Regions from separate parts of the Homo sapiens genome. Here region 2 is linked to region 1. A link is an interaction called in ENCODE POLR2A ChIA-PET data of the cell type or tissue named here. Cell type or tissue: GM12878. All regions are shown on one strand. Each heading gives the region's core, and the rest is flanking DNA. Links, peaks and the distances in the headings are about the cores only.

Region 1 (4,396 bases), core at 397-4,396:
ACAAGTCTGTATGCTCTAAAACCATCTAGCCCAGTTGCCTTTCATCCTATTTTTTAGTCTCAGTGTTCTACTCCCACCACCCCACCTTCTGCCATCCTCAGCCACATTCTGTGACCTGAAACCTTCATATAATTTGTCCTTCATTTAGTGACCTCTTGATGTGACTAGCTTCAATGGAATCGGCTCCTTCCATCCCAGCATGAAGCAATCCTGTATAACTTGCACACCCTCCCATTCTAAGGCCTCTCCTCTCATACCCTTGCCCAGTATCCTGTGAGATCCTGCCTCTCAGATTCCTCCCTCACCTTTTCAAACCCGGATTGTCTTTCACCCTTCCACAGGGCCTCCTCTTCCTGCCTTCCTCTTATTTGTCCCCTCAGCCATCCTCACCTCACCAATCTTGATAATTGATTACAATATAAATCTCCCTTCCATCTCAGGTCTGCTCCTTTCTTCCTCCACTCTCTTGTGCATCTATCTCCAGGGCCATGCGTATGCCCCTGCTGCTTTCAGCTCTGCTTCCTTCATATGCTGCACTGTTCCACCAAACTTCATCAGTCTCTTCGGTTTATCCAGAGAACTACACTCTTCTCTGGGAACTTCTGATGACTTCTGATAATAGATCACCAAAGGATCTTGGTTTTTTAGAGGGCAGGGAGAGAGCCCTTTGAAGTCCTTCAGAATCAATCTAGCTGTGTCTCCTGGACACCCTCCCACTATCCTATCCTGTTATGAAGCTGCTTGCTGTATATGCCCTCAGAGTAGAATGCTTTGGGTGTCAGCTTCTGCAGGCACTGAATTAGCCCCATTGTTTTCCAAGCCCTGGGAAAACTTGATAATCCCCAACCACTGAAGTCTGAAGAGTCAGTAGCAAAATGTGACATCAAAGATCCACATCCAAAAGTCTATTCTGTGGGTCACCAAATTCCCAGGTCTCTTATAATGTACTTATTGGCTGTGCAGCAATAAATACAGCAGAAACTAAAACTAGAGTTGAGGAAAGGGTATACCCTGGGTTCTACAACTGCTGTGGGTGGATTTTAAAAAGGAGTTCTTGCCTTAGATTTGTTTACTTAGGGCACAGAACTTATTCTGCCTTGTATTTGAGTTATTTGTGTACTTTTCTCAACCCCACTCTGTGAGCTCTGTGAGAACAGAGACTAGGTTTTCTTTTTTCTTTTCTTTTCGAGATGGAGTCTTACTCTGTCACCCAGGCTGGAGTGCAGTGGTGCAGTCTTGGCTCACTGCAACCTCCTCCTCCTGAGTTCAAGTGATTCTCACACCTCAGCCTCCCAAGTAGCTGGTGTTACAGGCGCCTGCAACCATGCCCAGCTAATTTTTGTATTTTTAGTAGAGACAGGGTTTCACCATGTTGGCCAGACTGATCTCTAACTCCTGACCTCAGGTGATCCACTCGCCTCAGCCTCCCAAAGTGCTAGGATTACAGGCATGAGCCACTGCACCTGGCTGGTTTTCTTTATCTTCTGTCTTCATCTCTTCCCTCACATTTAGCAGGTAGTCAGTACTTACCTGTTGGATTAAATTAACTCACTCAGAAATTCTGCATCAGGTGTACAAAAGTAAAAGCAGTTCATGTCTACATTCATTTTGTGGACACAACACCCCTCCCCAAAGTTCTCCAAACATGATAATGGGCATGTCCCTTGATTTAAACGTCGGTAATTTAGACACTTCCTTTTTTAGTCATTGCTCGGGTGGGGGAATGGGTGTAAGTGCTTTTCTTTTTCTACTGTATTTCTGGTAAGATAGGTTGTTTGACGCAGTTGCTCAAATACAGTGGTAACAGCATCAGGGGCTGTCTTATATAAATCTGTTCTCAAGAAAACAGCTAGTTTGAAATATTTAGTGTGGGTTGCAGAGACGATTAAGGAACAGAGGAAACCAAGGAGGCAAAATGTTGGTAATTTTTGAAGTTGGATAATGGGTTCAAGAGGTTCATTATACCATTCTTTCCATTTTTGTGTATGTTGGAAATCCATTATAAAAAGATTAAAGGCAGGGGCAGCTAGGTGAACAAGTGCAAATTTAGCACTGTTCCTTGGAAAACACCTCAGAGCAAATGAGCTACTGTTTCTGAATCAGTACTGTTATCTAGGTTAAGTAGTATATTTAGTCCTAACCTTTCTCTGACCTCTTCTGTTTGTGAGATATCAGGATGCTAAATTTAAAAATTAGCACCCTGCAGAATTCTGTACCTAGTGGCCTGGGAATTGTAACATCCTGGCATCAAGCACCTGTTGCACTGCTTCTCAGCTTAGGTATGGTTTCTGGTGGAATAGGGCTGGACTGGACCTGAGAAGAGGGTGAGGCAGTAAGGAGGAAAGAGGGACTGAGGGCTGGAGAGAGACCAGAGCTCTACTAGGGTCTTCCCCTTCTTGCCTAAAGGTTTCAAGTTACTGGGAGATCCTAAAGGTATATATATTCATTCATTCACTGATTCATTCATCCCACAAATATTTGGTGAATATCTGCTGTGTGCCAGGTACTTTTCTAGGTACTGGGAATAGAGCAGTGAGCTCACTGTTTGAGGAATGGACAGGGTAGAGACAGACAATAAACAAATAAGTAAAATATATATTGAGAAAATTAAGCAGAGAAGGGAGATAGAAAGTGCCAGGAGTAGGCCAGGTGCAGTGGCACACACCTGTAATCCCAGCACTTTGGGAGGCTGGGTTGGGTAGATAACATGAGGCCAGGAGTTTGAGACCAGCCTGGCCAACATGGCGAAACCCCAGCTCTACTAAAAATACAAAAATTAGCCAGGCGTGGTGGCAGGCACCTGTAATCCCAGCTACTCGGGAGGCTGAGGCACGAGAATCACTTCAACCCAGGAGGCAGAGGTTGCAGTGAGCTGAGATCACGCTGCTGCACTCCAGCCTGGGCGACAGAGCGAGACTCTGTCTCAAAAAAAAAAAAAAAAGAAGAAGAAGAAGAAGAAAATGCCAGGATTCTGGGTGTTAAAATTTTAAATAGGGTAGTTGAAGAGGTTCCCACTAAAAAGGTAACATTTGAGCAAAGACCTGAAGGAAGTTAGGGGGTAAGTCAAGCATACATCTAGGGGAAATTTATTCCAGTCAGGAAGAACAGCAAACACAAAGGCCCTGAGGCAGGAATGTGCCCTATATATTCAAGAAACATGAGGAAGCCAGCCAATACGGCTGCAGTATATTAGTGAGAGAAGAAATGGCAGATGTTGCGGTGGGGGTGAATTGGGGGCAGATCACACAGGCCACTGGCTTGTAGTGTGAGTTGTGAGTGAGATGGTAGCCATTAGAGAATTCTAGGCAGATAAATAACATGGCCTGACATATTGAAAAGGTCATTGTGGCTGCTGTGTTGAGAATAAGCTATAACGGGGCAAAAATGGAAGGAGAGAAACTGGTTAGGAGGCTACTACAATAGTCTAAACAAGAGAAGTTGGTGGCTTGAACCCAAGGTGAAGCAATGGAAAGGTGAGAAGTGGTTGGCTTCTGGATGTATTTGGAAAGGAGCCAACAGGATTTGCTGATGGACTGGATGTGATATATAAAAGAAATAGCAGTTGAGGGTGGCTACAATTTTTTTTTTTTTCAAGACATCTCGCTCTGTCGCCCACGGTGGAGTGCAGTGGCGTGATCTCAGCTCACTGCAACCTCCGCCTCCTGGGTTCAAGTGATTCTTCTGCCTCAGCCTCCTGAGTAGCTGGGACTACAGGTGCATGCCAGCGCACCCGGCTAATTTTTGTATTTTTAGTAGAGATGGGGTTTCACCATATTTGCCAGGCTGGTCTCAAACTCCTGAACTCGTGATCTGCCTGGCTCCCACATTTTTGGCCTAAGTAACAAAATGGTAAAATTCCCATCTACTGAAATTGGGGAGCCTGGAAGGAGGGCAGGTTGTTAGAAGGAGGAGATAAGGAATTCACTCTTGAACATGTCAAGTTCGAAGTGTTTTTTGGATATCAAAGTCGAGATGTTGAGTAAGCAGCTGGATATTCAAGTCTTTTGGAGCCTAGGAAATGTCTACTCTCAGGAAATAAAAGAACACCATCACCTGGCAAGAGACAGCGGAGTATGGGAAGAACACTGGTGGTCAGGTGTTAGGCCCTGCTCTGCCACCAGGTAGCTATGTGATCCTTTGGGACTCCTCTGGCAACGCAGGCCTCTGTCTCTTCATCTGCAAAATGACTGCTTTATTTTATTTTATTGTCTATTTCTTTTTTTTTTTTTTTTTTTTTTGAGACGGAGTCTCGCTCGTCACCCAGGCTGAAGTGCAGTGGCGCCATCTCGGCTCACTGCAAGCTCTGCCTCCCGGGTTCACGCCATTCTCCTGCCTCAGCCTCCTGAGTAGCTGGGACTACAGGTGCCCACCACCGCGCCCGGCTAATTTTTGTATT
Region 2 (4,396 bases), core at 1-4,000, 370 kb after region 1:
GAAGGACAAGGGAATGAAGTCCACACATAGCCATGGTGGTGAATAGGGGGAATACTTCTTTTTTCCCTAATCTAGGAACAAACTACAGTTGCTTGTCTGTGGCAGACAAGAATAAAAGATGTAACTCAGCCACCAACTTCCAATAAGCCACATGTTCTACAAAGTTTAATTTGATGTATGGGCTATTATTCCTACAAGATTAAAAAATAAGAACATTAAATGAACTAAAGACATTTAACAGCATTTGAGGCCAGGTGTGGTGGCTCATGCCTATAATCCTAGCACTTTGGGAGGCTGAGGCGGGCAGATTGCTTGAGCCCAGGAGTTCAAGACTAGCCTGGGCAACATGGTGAAACCCTGTCTCTACAAAAAAAAAAAAAAAAAAAAAATTAGGCTGGGCATGGTGGCTCATGCCTGTAATCCCAGGTGTTTGGGTGGGCTGAGGTGGGCGGATCACTTGAGGTGAGGAGTTCATGGCTAGCCTGGCCAACATGGCAAAGCCCCATCTCTACAAAAAACACAAAAATTAGCCAGGCGTGGTGGTGTACGCCTGTAGTCCCAGCTACTTGGGGGGCTTAGGCATGATAATCTTGCTTGAACCTCGGAAGTGGAGGCTGCAGTGGGCCGAGATGGTGCTACTACACTCCAGCCTGGGCAACAGAGCGAGCCAGACATGGTGGCATGCACCTGTATTCCCAGCTATTTGCGGGGCTGAGTTGGGAGGATCACTTGAGCCTGAGAGGTTGAGGCTACAGTGAGCCGGCCCGGGTGACAGATCGAGACCCTGTCTCAAAAAAAAAAGGCATTTGAAAATAATTTAGTAAAAATCATACTTAATACTTGAAAATAGTAGTTCTCAACCTTTTTTCCTCAGGACCCCTTAACATCTTAAAAATTGAGGACTCCAAAGAACTTGTTTATTTGACATATCTACTGAGATTTAGTAAAAAAGTAGTTATTTAATAATTCATTTTAGAATAACCCCATGTTAATATAAGTAATTTAATTTTGTACAAAGTATTTGTATATTTTGTATTTTCCAAAATAAAAAAAAAATTAGTGAGACGAGTGTCATTGTTTTAGAATGTTATACATGTGGAAATGTGTTTGACTTGTAACACGAGACAACCAGATTCTCCTATTTCTGCATTCATCTGTTGCAATTTTGGTTGAAGTACATAGAGAAGAAAATCCAAACCCACAAAGATAGATAGTTGAAAAGGGTAGGAGCCCTTTAACAACCTTTTAGATAATTGTGAATATAATTATCTGATACTACATCAAAACTGTACAACTTGTAAGATTCATAAAAGTCAATTACAATGTGGAAACTGAAAGTGTATCAGTGAACTTTTCATACTGTTACATTAAAATCTGTTGGTCTAACTTTGAATGAATTGTTTATTCACACATGATCTTGTAACATCTTGCATTGGTCACTGAGAAAATATTCATTCTTAGTTATACAGATCTTCCAAATGTGGACACATTTCATTGTATATTTAAAACCACATTCATTAATACCCACCAATCTCATCAGAAAAGTCTTCGGAAGCTGTCAAGCCCACAGTGGCAAATAAGCCCACAGTGGCAAATAGGAGTTCTCCTAAACTATAATTTTTACTTGAAAACTTAATGGCAAAAAACATTGTCAGTTGTTTTTCCTTGAAGTGACAGACTTACTCCATTCATTCTCAGAAAAACACCTGCCAAATACTGAATCAAGTCTGCATAATCAGATTTGCCCTTTCAAGTAAAAATGGTATCTCATGAAATAAATGCAGTTAGTTCAGATCTCAACTAAAACAAGAGCACAAGTACTTTTCCTTGAGACAACCATCATACTTTGGGGGACAGAAGTGCTCTACACGTGCTTCCCTTTCTGTCACAGAATATCAAAGTGATGTGAAACTCAAAGATTGGGTTTCAATAAAACTAATAATTTTTACTGCTTTATCAGGACATTTTTACGTGAAACTAGCTTTTTCCCTTATGTAAATAGTGAAGGAGTGGCAGTGGAAAATACCATGACTACTGGAACAGCTGGTTACCACTGCCTTGATTTGTGTTAAGGAACCAGCAGTTTTTTTACAACTGCAGCTTTTGTACCATCAGTGCAAATAAATGTCAATACAGTAAAATGGCAAATAATATCTTAGTATTGTTATGAAAATAAATGACATTTGGGACCCCCTAAAAAGATCTCAGAGAGCCCTAGGGATTCTCAGACCATTCTTTGAGTACTACTACTCTAAAATTTCTTTACTTTTAGAAAGGATAGAATCCTCTGCTCCTATATATTACAAATAGTAATAAAGCTAAGTAAAACACAACTCAAAAAAATACCCTCTTACCTTTGCCAAGACTAAAGACAAATGGTTCATTTCTATCATGACTGGAATCAAACTTCTTTCCATTTGACAATTTTCCTTTGTAATGGACATAAACTTTGTCTCCAATCATCGGCGTTTCCTCACCATTCCCCACTCTTTTGACAATCTAGAAAAGACAAACATTAAGAAAAAGGAGGTCAAACTTTTTACTTGTAATCAGAGAATAAAAAGGTCACACAGTCCATCCCAAGACATCCAGGCAGATATGCAAATATACTATTATCCATTCTTTCTAATGCCTCCCTTCATTCCTCACAATAACTCATTGTTAGAAAACTGTCCTTTACCAACTTGTCTTTTATGTTATATCTACTTTTATTGCTAATCGCACTATTTATTCCTTCAAAGAATTAACCAATAAATCCTGTTCATTGGTTTAATGCCCTATATTTTGACAGTAAACTCTTTTTTTTTTTTTTTTTTTTTTTTGAGACGGAGTCTTGCCCTGTCGCCCAGGCTGGAGTGCAATGGCACGATCTCGGCTCACTGCAACCTCTGCCTCCCAGGTTGAAGCAATTCTCCTGCCTCAGCCTCCCGAGTAGCTGGGATTACAGGCGTGCGCCTCCGTGCTCAGCTAATTTTTGTATTTTTAGTAGAGATGGGGTTTCACCATGTTGGCCAGGCTGGTCTCGAACTCCTGACCTCGTGATCCACCCGCCTCAGCCTCCCAAAGTGCTGGGATTACAAGCATGAGCCACCGCGCCCGACACTAAACTCTCTAACACAGGCTTGTGAGCTAGTCCATATACACACGGACTTAGACCAGAAAGAATGGTGGACTTTTAAAATATTCAAAAAGAAGCTTAAGCAAAGCTTCAAAGGTGTAATTTTATTTCCCTCCTTTGCTAAAAACATTAGCTCCTGACTAGATTCTGCTTGTTTATTTTCAGAAAGCCCAATTTCCTGGTAAAACAGGTTACATTTCCTATTATTTGAAACATAGTCTATCTGTAAAAAACATGAGTATCATTGCACTGCTTGATATGATACTGAATAACTTGTTTTCTAGTAAAGTATTTAACTACTGTAAAATCCAGTGTATTTATTTTGTTCTTGGCAGAGCAAGCTGCTAATGTATTTGGTCAGTTCTGGGAAAAGAAAATCAAACCCAGGTGTGTGATGGTGTAATTTGTTAATTTGTAATCTATGCCAAATTAATCATTTTTGGTAGATAACAGAGGATGGTAGCTAACATCTGATGAACATCTTTTTGGGGAAGGAGTTTGCTTTGAGTTTTATTTAAATAATTCGATTATTTGCTCCTAAATTCTTTTTTTACAAGTATACCGTCCACCTAACATAAATATCACATAAACACTGTGAACTTAAATTCCACAGCTTTCTTAACTCAAAAGCCCAAACATCTTTATTTTATTTTTTGAGACAGGGTCTTGCTCTTTTACCCAGGCTAGAGTGCATGCGGTGGTACAATCATAGCTCACTGTAGCCTCTATCACTCAGCTCAAGTGATCATCCCACCTCAGCCTCCCGAGTAGCAGAGACTACAGGCACATGCCACCACGCCTGGCAAATTTTTTTATTTTTAGTAGAGATGAGATCTTGCTACATTGCCCAGGCTGGTTTGGAACTCCTGAGTTCCAATGATTCTCCCGCCTCAGCCTCCTAAAGTGCTGAGATTACTGGTATAAGCTATCGCACCCAGCCCCAAATATTCTTTAAAGGCAAAGAAACACTACTGCCCTTCTAGGACTTCAAAAGAAAAAAAAAGTCTCAAAACATTAATCTAAAAGATATTACACAATATTCTACAAGTGCTCATGTTCACGAACTGCATGTGGTATTTGGGAGGCTATGCTCAACTGTAAGCCTCACGTGGAAGGAATCTGCATTTCTAGGACTATAAACAGTAACTGGGCATGTGGGATGAATGGCTACCAGAGAGTCAGAGAGCCATCCACACCAGCAAGTGGTACTATGGTATCACTTCAGGCTTCCCTAGCAAGATGAATTTGTACCTAAATCTAGAGTTGCCTTAAGAACAC

Evidence for each region. Peaks named below come from ENCODE experiments on the same cell type or tissue, not always from the same donor. Only the 100,000 strongest peaks of a DNase experiment are listed, where the experiment ranks them.
Region 2: POLR2A ChIA-PET joins it to region 1 with 5 read pairs; 2 of 35 experiments call an interaction of 5 or more read pairs at or near these places.

The regions. Positions count from the first base shown.
Region 1 is chr6:35,262,582-35,266,977 of GRCh38, forward strand. The region is part of intron 1 of ZNF76 (zinc finger protein 76); the gene reads left to right. Among named protein-coding and RNA genes, the nearest start is that of ZNF76, 5.0 kb to the left of the region's middle. In GM12878, for the core only: no CTCF peak of the experiment used is centred there; no DNase peak of the experiment used is centred there; H3K4me3 peaks cover 1,570 bases; H3K27ac peaks cover 1,565 bases.
Region 2 is chr6:35,634,660-35,639,055 of GRCh38, forward strand. It overlaps FKBP5 (FKBP prolyl isomerase 5), which reads right to left. Exons shown (of 11, transcript NM_004117.4): 3 at 2,355-2,499. Among named protein-coding and RNA genes, the nearest start is that of MIR5690, 28 kb to the right of the region's middle. In GM12878, for the core only: no CTCF peak of the experiment used is centred there; no DNase peak of the experiment used is centred there.